Regions from separate parts of the Homo sapiens genome. Here regions 2 and 3 are each linked to region 1. The links are chromatin contacts, found by Hi-C in ENCODE. All regions are on one chromosome and are shown on one strand. The core of a region is the stretch at or near the end of the contact, and the rest is flanking DNA. Distances in the headings are between cores, read along the strand shown.

Region 1 (3,923 bases), core at 615-3,114:
GCTAATTTTTTGTTTTTAGTAGAGATGGGGTTTCACCATGTTAGCCAGGCTGGTCTCAAACTCCTGACCTCAGGTGATCTGCCCACCTCGGCCTCCCAAAGTGCTGGGATTACAGGCGTGAGCCACCGTGCCCAGCCTGACTTTAAACGTCCAGTTTTGACCTCTGGTAAATTAAGGCAATGACAGTGGGAATGAAGAAAAGCCACACATCAAACAGTACTCCAACAAAATCAACAGGGTTTAGCACATTTAAAGATGTGAGCATAAAAAGAATGAACAAGGCCGGGCGCGGTGGCTCACACCTGTAAACCCAGCACTTTGGGAGGCCAAGGCAGGTGGACCATGAGGTCAAGAGATCGAGACCATCCTCGCCAACATGGTGAAACACTGTCTCTACTAAAAATACAAAAATTAGCTGGGCGTGGTGGCACGTACCTGTAGTCCCAGCAACTCAGGAGGCTAAGGCAGGAGAATCGCTTGAACCAGGAAGGCAGAGGTTGCAGTGAGCTAAGATCACACCACTGCACTGCAGCCTGGGTGACAGAGCAAGATTCCTCTCAGAAGAAAAAAAAAAGAGTTGATGAGAGGATCAGAGTTGAGAAAGTACAGTACAGGCTCTTGCTCATTCTACCCTTACTGAGAACCTACTATGTGCAACGTACCATGGATACAATTCTAGCAAAGCAGACCCTGATTCTCAATACATACTATGATTGGAGTAAATACCAGGTTCTCCTGAGTACTCAACCCTGGTAAGTAAGAAGAGGCTTCATGGAAGAGGTGACTTCTAGGCTGAAACCAGTTGGCCAGATTAAGCTTGGGGAAGGTGTGTAAAAGAACGCTTACATATGCTAAGGTCTGAGGTGAAAGAGAACGTGGGCAATTTGTTGGAATTATAAGGAGCAGAAACGTAATTTGGAGGGTGACGACTACCTAGAGATATCATAGTCTGATTAGGTGAAGGACTCAAAAGTTTGGCGATGAAAAGCAGGAGGGAGATAGAGTAGTAGCCTAGTAGAATTAGAGATGAGGGAGGTTCTTCCTATTAATTCAGAAAGGAATATGGGAACAAACTCACTGATAAGACAGTGTTCTCCACAACTCAATATTTAGTTATTAGGAAGGCAACCAAATGCCTTCACTTCTTTTCCTTTAACAATGGCTTAGTTTGACTAAAGTGTTTCTCACAAGATACACACAAAAAAACAAAATACAAGAGCAAATGACGGATAAAGCTGTAAACCTAACGTTTTACTTTTCTAAGATTTATATAATCAGTGATTTAATTGGACCTAACTCCACATCCAGAACTCAAATGAAAGAAAACTTCTGGCCGGGGGCCGTGGCTCATGCCTATAATTCCAGCACTTTGGGAGGCTGAGGAGGGTGGATCACCTGAGCTTGGGAGTTCGAAACCAGACTGACCAACACAGCAAAACCCTGTCTCTACTAAAAATACAAAATTAGCCGGGCATGGTGGCGCACATCTATAATCCCAGCTACTTGGGAGGCTGAGGCAGGAGAATCACTTGAACCCGGGAGGTGAAGGTTGCAGTGAGCCGAGATCACACCATTGCACTCCAGCTTGGGCAACAAGAGTGAAACTCCGTCTCAAAAAAAAAAAAAAAAAAAAAAAAAAAAAAAACCTGACTCACTTCTGAAGACAGGATTTTCCCAGTTTCTAATGCAGCTTCATCTAGCTAATGAAACTTAAGAAAACAGTTTGAGGTTACCTGATTTTGCCAGTTTCAAAACATTGCCACGACAGAAAGCAAGCTGTCTCTAGTTCCTGTGGCTGAGGTCGCTGGAGCCATGTTCAGATGAGATCATCTCAGGAACCAAGAGCAGCGGCTTTCATGTGAAGTGAATGGTGCCGCCTGGGGATGTATCTTTGGTAAGCAAGATTGCAACACAGCAGGGAGTTTACCCAGGGCAGTGCTGACTCACGCTGGGCAAAATTTGTACTTCCCAAACAACTCAGCCTGAACCAACCGCAGTCAACTGCAACCTAGGAAAGAAGAGGCAGCTCACTGATTGTTTTAAATCAAGTGCTGATTACTGGGGGCAGGTAAACCTCATTCCCCCACTACTGGTAACTTGGCCACCTCCAGAGCCCTTACCCAAAAAGTTCCAGTGGCCAGTTTCTAAAATTTCATCTGAGAACAGGCTGGGGCTGGGGCCAGCAAGATTACTGAACATAGCAGGTTCACAGCTCTGAAGATTTCCCCAGGAGGCTGATAAATAAGTCACTTTGCATTTACAAATTAGAACATCTGGGTCAGTGGACTCAGGGAACTTGCCCAGTCATCATTAGCCAGTCAAATCATTAGGGTGAATTTTTGTCAGTTCTAACCAGGCTCATTGTTCTTTTTTCCCACTAGGCCTCCTCTGACCTCTCTATTTCTTCAGACAACTCAAGTTCTCTCATTAAGATAGATGCACTGGAATTTTTTTTTTTTAATCAGCTGCCACATTCTCTATGCTAAAGCCAAATCATTTACCATCACACCTACTGGATGCATAGGGAATACAGAAGACTATGAAAATCACCTTAACACTTGCTCTGAAAAGAGACATCCCTAAATTTATGTCAATTCTCATTTATTAGCCTGCTTATTTAAAAAATCAATCTAGAATGACTGGCTCATCAACAGCTATTAATTACTGAATTTGCCCTGACAGGCTAGAATTGACATTGGTGTTATACAAAAAAAAAAAAAAAAGATCAAGTCCTTGCTTTTTGTGTGCTTTAATTTGACAAGAGAGAAACTAAAGTTCCTATTAGATCCTTCTGTTTCCTGCTTAAAATGTATGACAGTTCCCCAAGGCCATCAGCTATTTCTTAGCAGGGCATTTGAGGCCTCTGCACCCAGCTTCGTTCATCCTTTAAGGTAGGTCTCACATGGCATGAACTCTGGATGTAGCTGCCAACTCAGCTTGTCATTCAATAATGTTAGGTTAATTAAAATGTACGTGCAGACAGAATTTGAGTTTAAAAACTATACTACTTAATTTTCTATTCAAGGGGCTAGTTTTAAAAAGTTATTTATCCAACTCACTTAATTCTCCTTAATTACATTATTCCAGTAGGATAGCCACGCTGAGCTTTGATAAGGTATTATAAAATGTTCCCTGTTTTATTTCCTCCCCTTCAGTGTTTTCCTTTCAGAAAATGGCTTTGTTTAAAGAAGTTTCCCTATAGTACATGTTAATTAGTCCTTTCTGAATGATAAACACATCTTTATAGCAGCTGACAACCATTATCTCTTCAACCACACTTTAAAAAAAATTTCTGTAGTTGATGATAAGTTACAAATTCTAGTATGAAACAACTCTCAAGGTACAGACAAATATGGAACCTCCTTCAGAAAAAAAAAAAATGATTAGAAAAGCTCCTGACCTGTTCTGTATTTGCGAACTTTAAATAAGAGGGCCGGGCACAGCGGTTCACGCCTATAATTGCAGCACTTTGGAAGGCCGAGGTGGGCGGATCACCTGAGGTCGGGAGTTCAAGACTAGCCTAACCAACATGGAGAAACCCCCATCTCTACTAAAAATACAAAATTAGCCAGGTGTGGTGGCACATGCCTGTAATCCCAGCTACTCGGGAGGCTGAGGCAGGAGAATCGCTTGAACCCGGGAGGCAGAGGTTGCAGTCAGCCAAGATTGTGCCATTGCACTCCAGCCTGGGCAACAACAGAGCAAAACTTCGTCTCAAAAAAAAAAAAAAAAAAAGAAAGAGAAAATCCAGACAGTACTATGCCCAGGAGACAGATACGAACTATATAAAGAGCAGCCTGAAGGCCAAAGGCATGGAACTCCTAAGTTGACTAAGAGAAACACCATTGAGCAAGTGAACAGAGCTGCTGCAGCTTATCATTCCCCTCTTTGGGACTCTGATACAGTTTTAACCAACTGCCCCA
Region 2 (3,782 bases), core at 240-2,739, 1.0 Mb after region 1:
TCGAAGCTTCTGGACCCCTCAGGCACTCAGCTCCAGGTCGCTGACATATTTCTGGACCCACTCCTCACTGGGGTCAGCACAGACCTGCCGGCTTCGCTTGGTTAGGAAGCTGTGGAGAAGGGAGGAAGAGTTAAGCACTGGGGAATCCAGCAGGGGAATCCTGGGCCCACCATGGCCCCACCATTCTGCTCTCTGTCCTGGGCAGCTCAGGGCTTGCTCCTCTTTCAGGGGCCCCCTGCCTATCTCTGTCTAGAGAGCTTCTCTCAGTGACTCAGTAGGGGTGGCCCTCAGAGTGTCCCGCTGCCTCCTTCTTCCTGTCCCTTTCCTCTGGGCTGGGGCAGCCCTTCCTGACTCTGTAACACATGCCTCACTCCAGCTCCAAGTCAGGTCACACCTCGGAGCCCTGCGTCCTGTATCCCCGATAGGCTCCTGAAGGCTGGGCCTTTCCAGGATAGCCTTCTGGCCTGTCTCTGCCCCAACCCTGACCCTCCCTACCTCCATAGAGGTGAGCAGGAAGACTGGCACTTACATGACACCGGGCTTGGAGCACTGGCTGCTCGTCTCAAAGTAGTCAGCTATGAAATTCTGTGGAATCTGCCGGGAGGTGTAGCTGAAGCAGCAGGCGGTCGGCGTGTCAGCAGCAACTGTGGAGAAAGGAAGAGAATGAGCCCGAGTCACAGCTCAGAAGAAAAGGCCAGGCAGCTTCTGATCCCCGAGCAGTTGAGGAAGGCAGGCTTGCTCAGACCAAGTGACTGGAAGGCATTTGGGCATTTTTGCTGAGAAATGTCTCTTTGTTTCTGTCTGTATCCTTCTTTCTCCTTGACTCTTCATAGTGGGTTCTCTGTTTCTCTGTGTGATCCAGATACCTGAACGGACTGTTCTCTTATCTCAGTTCTCTTCAGGGAATTTTGTCTGGTTCAAGAAGTCATACCCCAACCCAAGAGAAGCCTTGGACATCTCTCATAAGACATCCAAGGGACAGAGCTCCTGGGAGACCTAGAGTGAGCTGGAGAGTGAACAACATACCCCACTGGGAAGTAAGCAGCCCTGGATTCTGCCTCTTGCTAACTGATTCGTTTCGAACCCTGTTTTTCTATCTGTAAAAGGGACTGTAACTCCCCTGCCCCTGCCTAGATTCTCATACCTGGAGACTAGGGGGCTAAGACCCCTTCTAGAGATAAAAATAAAAGTCTTAAAGAGAAAGACCAAGATGTTTGGCAGCCCTTTAAGAAGTTCTCTTTTCTCTTGGGGGCTTTTAGGCCACAAGAAAAGATTGATGTGGTCTAACCATGGCCAGAGAGTGGTGATACCCACAACGAAACTCAGACTCACGTGATGCAGAGAACTGGTTGCAGAGAGCCATGGTGCAGAGGAGGACAGCAAGGGCAGCAGTGGAGACCTGCATGATTCTGAGCAGGTGACGGAATGTGGGCTCGAGTGTCAGCAGAGCCAAGAAAGGACTGACCACTGTCTGCTGCCCGTGTCCTTCTGAAGTCTGAAACCAGCTCTCCTCTTTATAGGCAGCCCTGGCGGATGGGGAAATGGAATCTGGGGGTGAGGAGGGAAATTTTTAAGCGTAGTGATGCTGTCATGCTAAGTTGCACAACTCAGGGTCCCTGGTGACCACAGGGGCTCAGGATATCCAAGAATAGCATCTTTGAGCTATTCTCTAACTCTCAGCTCTCAACTCATGACTTGTTATAGTTTCATAGGGAAATGGTTTCTCCTGTGAGTGTGAAGAGGGGTATATGTCAACCCAAGGCTATTCTTAGTCAGTCCCTTCTCATAAGAACTGGTCTGTGCATGAACTCTCCAGCCCCATTCCTTCCCACAGAGCTGCAATTCTGCTTCCTCAGCTGCTATAACCACAGGGATAGGGTTGATGGGCTGATGCTGTGGAGGGCTGCACAACCCTTCCTCCTCCCAGAGGCAAAGAACTGAATGAAAGCTGGAGGAATAGAAAGCATGAGGTCATGTTTCAGTCATTTGTCTATTTATTAGTCATGTAGTGACTAGGGCGCTGTGTTAAACGCTAGTTGTGGATCATAAAAATACTTTAGAGGTGGGTGTCAATATGTCAGGTGCCTAGAAATATCTGTAGCCATTAACCTAGAAAAAGCATTTCTAGGAAAGAGTTCTGTGGAAACAACCCAAATATGGAGCCATCTTCAAACATAAAGATACCTGACCCAGCATCGTTTATAACTCTAAAATAAACAAAGCTAAATTTTTCTCCATCAGGGAATGATAAATTATCCACTAGATCATTTATTATTAAGTCTCTAAAATGAATGAAGTGGCATAAATATGCTTATAACATCAGTGGTTAAAAAAAGCAAGATACGACATTATACAAATTCTACAAAGTCTGAAGAATTGTACAAATATATATATATATTTGTACTATATATACATGTATTTGTACATATACACATATATATTTGTACAAATATATATATATTCCTTGCCAACCCTAAGCATGGAAAAAAATACAAAGGCTTGGAAATACATGCCTTAAAGAATGAATAGTTCTTATATTTGTGTGATAGGTCCCTGGGTGATTTATTTTCTTATTTTTTTCTTTTTCTGAATTTTTCTCATTTTACTTAGTTAGACTTTATTACCTTCTTGGTCAGCCCACAAATTTATAAACTAATTTTTAAAAAAACATTTCCAACATCACTGGTTGAAAAATAGGTTGTTGTCAGTTGTTTAATCTGAAAGAAATTATTGATAAATATGCTGAAGTTTCTGTTCAATGGTTTTGGCCAAAATGAAGTCTTGATTTCCCATTTCTTTGAACCATTTTAAGGATCCTATACTATACTTACATAAATCATGCCAAATTGAAGCAGTTTTTTACTTATTCTTTTCAATACATAATTTCAGTGGTGTGGAAGGGTCTCTACCTTCTCAGCCAGATTATATGCTTTTTTTTCTTTTCCATACTTTGTTATTTTATTCTTTCACAATCAATCAGCATACCTCATTTTATAATGAGAAATAGATTTAGTTGGTTTTAATGATCTTTGTTTCTGAGATGCCCCTGATCTCGTGGGGGCAGGTAGAGTGTATGAACAGGTAATTGTAGCATTTAGCCGAAAGTGCTAGGACTCCTAGTAGAAAAAGAAATGAAAGCTCAGAATCCCACGAGGGGAAGAAGTGACCTTCCACCAGAGGGTTGGGGAAGGCTTCATGGAAGGGATGGAACTTTAGTTGTGTCTGGATAACTGCCCGGGATTTAGGCATCTATAGATGAGTGCCCAGCTGAGGCAGAGTCCTGAGTGTGACATTGTGGGTTCAGAGGAAAGAGGGGGTGCTTCAGTGGAGCTGCAGAGCAGTGGGGGTGAATATGGATGATAAAGCTAAATTGGGACCAAACCAGGACAGGCCTTGTATTCCCCCCAAAGGGGTTAGAGTTGATACATTTGATGCTGGAGAATAACAGAGGACAGAAGCCAAGTGCGACCATGCCTTTGGAATTCTGTCCTTTCTAAGTGTCTGTAGACTTAGGTCTTTTAATACACATGGGCTCTGTTTCCTTCCCACCCCAATGATGGCTAGTGCCAGTCTTGAGGGAGGAGAAGCAGAAGCAAGATCAGGGGCCGTGGTAGGTTTCACCGGAGCTTTGGCATCCATGTATCTTCCCCTATTGCTACCAATTCCAAATAAAGGTATCTCTGCCACTTGTATCATTAGAAACCTACATCACAGGCAATGCCTCCTTCTCACCCCACCCTCTGCCTCCCAGCTCTCAGTGATACCCAGAATTGCATTCCCTC
Region 3 (3,944 bases), core at 599-3,098, 1.1 Mb before region 1:
CCCCCCGCACCCACCCCAGTCTTCCTCCTAGCCCAAATGTGGGCCCTGCTCCCCTGTTTCTAGTGTCCTGTTTTATATCCATCCACAGTGGTCCCAGTGACACCTCACACTCTATGTCGCCAAAAGCAACTCGCTCCACCCCAACTCTCCTTTTCCTGGTTCTCTGAGTTTACGCATAGCACCTCTCTTCAGTGACCCAGGAAGGATTTCTTTGGTGTCTCTATTTATTTATTTACTTTTCCCACAATACTCATATTCAGGCAGTACCCTCTCTTCAGCACCCACCCCCCAACCACCATTCCCTATTACCCACCTAATGTTCTGATTAGAATTCTTTTTTTCTGAGAGAGAGAGAGGGTCTTGCACTGTGGTCTAGGCTGGAGTACAGTGGTACAGTCTCAGCTCACTGCAGCCTGAACCTCCCAGGCTAAAGCAATCTTTCCACCTCAGCCTCCCAAGTAGCTAGAACTATAGGCATGCACTACCATGCATGGCTAACTTTTGTATTTTTTGAAAGACGTGGTTTCTCCACATAGCCCAGACTAATCTTGAACTCCGAAACTCAAGCAATCCACCCCCCTCAGCCTCCCAAAGTGCCAGGATTACAGGTATAAGCCATCACGCCTGGCCTGATTCGAATTCTTAAACACAACTTTGAAGGTGGCTCAAAAGTCTTCAGTTACACCCCACTGTTACCTTATAAAGTCCTAACTATAGCTTGCCATTGGAGACACCATGAAATTCCATCTTAATCTATTTCTCCCTCTAATATACGCCATAGCAAAATGGGTAACACTGCTCTCGACAGTATATCTGATGCTCAATTAGTAGTAGTAATAAAGGCTGCCAGTGTCAGAAGCACTTGACATGCAGTGTCTCATTAATTCCTCACCACACCCCTGTGAGTAGACAAGATGTGACAAGATGTGTAGTTGCACAGGGCCCTGTGCTCAGAAGGCTGTGCTCCCATGCCTGGTTTAATGCTCTGCTCTCACTGTGTGGAAATTGTTAAAGCTTTTTCAACTCGGGGCCTCACATTGTCATTCTGTTCAGGGCCCTGCAAACTATGTAGCCAGTCCTGGAAGCAGCTGCTATTATTACCCCCATTTTACAGATGTGAAAACCAAGGCCACACAACTAATGAGCCCAAGACTCTTGTCAATACCCGTATTGTGCCAAGGGTGGCAGACCCACACTCTGGGCTTACTGTGTGCCATCTACTGTGCTCCCTCCCTTCCTCCACATCCCCATGTTGCCAGAGCGAGTGGCATTTCCTGTCCTTGAGGTTAAATGACTTTCTCACAAGTTTGCCTGACTTCAAGCCCAGTGCCCTTCCTGCTACACTGATCCAAATAAAACGGTGCCTGCCCCCCAACCCCCAATTCCAAAGCCAGGCCTGGTGTCTGGCGAGACCTGAACAGGGGGCAGAATCTCTGCGGAGACCTCTAAAAATAAAGCCCGCCTGCAACTGTGTTCTGAGACCTGAAGCTTCCTTCTTCCTCTTAAAAGCTGTTCCCATCTCTGAAAGCAGCTTCTCACCATGGGCTGTGGCTGCTGCTTTTCCCGCACTGCAAGGGAGAAACGGAACAGATTGCAGGAGCAATTAAACCATCACATGGAAAGCCCAGAGAGATTGGGGAGAGGGGAGGAGATGCTGTTTCTTAATGGCCTGCCTCTATATTTAGCCTGAAATACCTCAATCTCTGACCCTTCCAGGGAGCAGGTAGAGGTGAGAGTGAAGTTGGGGGCTTCAGCTCCGTTGGGCTTCTGGGTCAGGAAGCGCCCATCTGCCAGTGTGCGGCCCCATTACCGCCATGCCTTACAGGGACTCACCATATGGCAGGACAGGAAACCCCAATCATCAAACAAGCAGTGAAACCACAGCACAGCCTGTCTAGGTGGAATTTGGCAAGATGACTCAGCAAAGATGTCAAGTCAACAACAGGGAGCTGGCCTGCCCCACAGGATGCCAACTTCCCCAAGGGGACAGGGGGCTTGTGACAGGTGGTGAAGGGTGGTCAGCCTTTAGTTTCAGCCCCAGTTACAGAAGAGCCTCCATTCCTCTCCCTTGCTGCATCCTGAGTCAGACAATGTGTGTGGGGCGGATGGCAGTGAGTTTTAAAAAAACACAGAGGCCCGGGCCCAGTGCTAAAGACAGTAATTGATTCTGGAGTGGGGTTCAGACGTCTGTATTTGCATAAGACTCTCCAGGTAATTACAAGCATGGCCCGTTGAGAAACAACCAGTAGTAAGATTAGGCATAAGATGCATTTGACTTTATATTCTAGTTTTGGTCCCTCGCTTCTTGGGGGACTTTGAAGAAGTGTATGTTTATCTCAGAGCCTCAGTTTCCCCTTCTCTATATGAGTATGAAATTCTCAATTTCTGGTACATAGCCAATGCTCAGTAAATGTTGTGGGCTGACAAAATGAATGAATGAATGGAGGATGTAAGCAAATGAGTAAACACATAACCTAGCACAGACGATGTTGGTTCCTGCAGGCACAAGGATATGGCTGCTTCTCTTGGGCTGGGCTGTCTCACAAGCAGGCTCAGTCACAAGGAATGAAGTAGTCTATCTGCAAGGTGGTCCCAAGTGACATCAGCAGAGGATCTGGGGAACAAGAAAGGGGAAGGCAGGAAGCAATGCAGGGTGCATTAATGAGCCCATTACTATTGTGGACAATTGAGGCTCCGTCCCACTGGGGTCTCTGGGCGACAATGTGAACATGCTGCAGAGTTGTCTCACCCGAGGGACGGGAGCTGTACCTATTCTCCAGCTCCCATCATCAATGACAGAGGGCCATTCCTGGGGGCAGGAACTCCAGGGCACTTCTGCTCTGTCCTGCTTGTGGGCTGAGAAAAAGCCCTGGGGCAGAGAAGTGGAGAGTCCCAGGTGCTTGTTGTAGAATGTCATCGGCAGCTACTGCCATGGTGAGTGCCAAGGGGATACAGGTGAGGCACCAACAGCACCTGCCTCGCTAGGCCTCCGATATGTAACTTTCCACTCTGGGCTAGGGGTCTGGGGGAAGAGGGAAAGGAAAGGCCCACTCATGGTCCAAGCTGTCTTACACCACACAGCTGCCGGTACCATTAGGATCTAGCAATGCAAAGTCTTGTTTATCTCAACGTGCCTATTTCCTCGGCAGTTCTGAGGCTAGCAGTGTTTCTCAGTCTCTGAACTATTGACATTTTGGGCTCATTAATTCTTTGTTGTAGGGAGCTGCTCTGTGGATTGTAGGATGCTAAGCAGCGTCCCTGGCCTCTACCCACTAGATGCCAGTAGCACCTTTCATTATGACAACAAAACTTGTTTCCAGACATTATCAAATGTCCCCTGGGTGGCAAAGTTGCCCCCAGGTGAGAACCAGTGGGGTAGTTGGATACCTTTCCTCATTCTCGAAGCCCAGGCAGCACCCCACTTAAACTTCTGGAGCTGTGGATGCATCTTGACCAGGCCACGCTCTCCTTGGTCTCTGCCTAGTGGGATGCTGCACTTGGAACACATCCCAGAGACAGGCAGTGCCCACACCCAGCTGTGAAACACACTGCTCCCCTGCTGAGCCAAGCCCTGATCTATGGGCAGAGGAAGTTAAGCAGCAGCCGTGGCATCACAGTTGGACTATGGGAACCGCAAAAGACAGGGAAGTTAGGCAGCTTTGGCTCCAGCGGCCTCCACTCCAACCTGGGTCCCAGAGGCCAAGGAGGAGGATTTATCAGACCAGCCCCTAACACAGACCCAGGGAGATTTAAGGCTAACTCAACAAGGAGTTTTTGTGAAGAGTTGTAAGCACTCATTGAGGCTATGCAATTATCCTAAGAAATGCGGTGAGCACACGCAGAGCCAGCAGGGAAAGGTGTCCAGGCTGACTCCAAACTACTTGCTTTCATCATTAACCCTGGTGGCATCTGGTGAAAGGTGGGGGTGAAGTGGGGGCTGAGAA

Evidence for each region. Hi-C counts contacts between places; a loop is a spot of excess contacts on that map. Pooled maps may share reads with other maps.
Region 2: a loop to region 1 is called in a map with no recorded cell type, with 10 times the contacts of the local background. The contact joins the promoter of CCL3 here to the promoter of RFFL in region 1. A Hi-C loop is called at or near these places in 2 of 37 single-sample maps with no recorded cell type and 6 of 50 pooled maps.
Region 3: a loop to region 1 is called in a pooled map, with 17 times the contacts of the local background. The contact joins the enhancer-like site here to the promoter of RFFL in region 1. A Hi-C loop is called at or near these places in 4 of 37 single-sample maps with no recorded cell type and 3 of 50 pooled maps.

The regions. Positions count from the first base shown.
Region 1 is chr17:35,061,843-35,065,765 of GRCh38, forward strand. It overlaps RFFL (ring finger and FYVE like domain containing E3 ubiquitin protein ligase), which reads right to left and starts at 1,865. Exons shown (of 7, transcript NM_001017368.2): 1 at 1,734-1,865. The region is part of intron 5 of RAD51L3-RFFL (RAD51L3-RFFL readthrough); the gene reads right to left. RefSeq lists enhancers at 1,416-2,615, 1,702-2,497, 1,947-2,046 and a silencer at 1,637-1,706.
Region 2 is chr17:36,088,654-36,092,435 of GRCh38, forward strand. CCL3 (C-C motif chemokine ligand 3) reads right to left here and starts at 1,490. Exons shown (of 3, transcript NM_002983.3): 1 at 1,333-1,490; 2 at 530-644; 3 at 1-109. The coding sequence starts at 1,405. The coding sequence ends at 19. CCL3-AS1 (CCL3 antisense RNA 1) reads left to right here. Exons shown (of 3, transcript NR_186417.1): 3 at 893-1,209.
Region 3 is chr17:33,966,905-33,970,848 of GRCh38, forward strand. The region is part of intron 1 of LOC107985038 (a long non-coding RNA gene); the gene reads right to left. It also overlaps a transcript of ASIC2 not described here. Among named protein-coding and RNA genes, the nearest start is that of LINC01989, 210 kb to the right of the region's middle. RefSeq lists enhancers at 1,170-1,239, 1,260-1,329, 1,340-1,389. Within about 2 kb of position 1,849, at least 2 of the 41 ENCODE cell types and tissues checked have a DNase peak (open chromatin) inside an H3K27ac peak, as active enhancers do.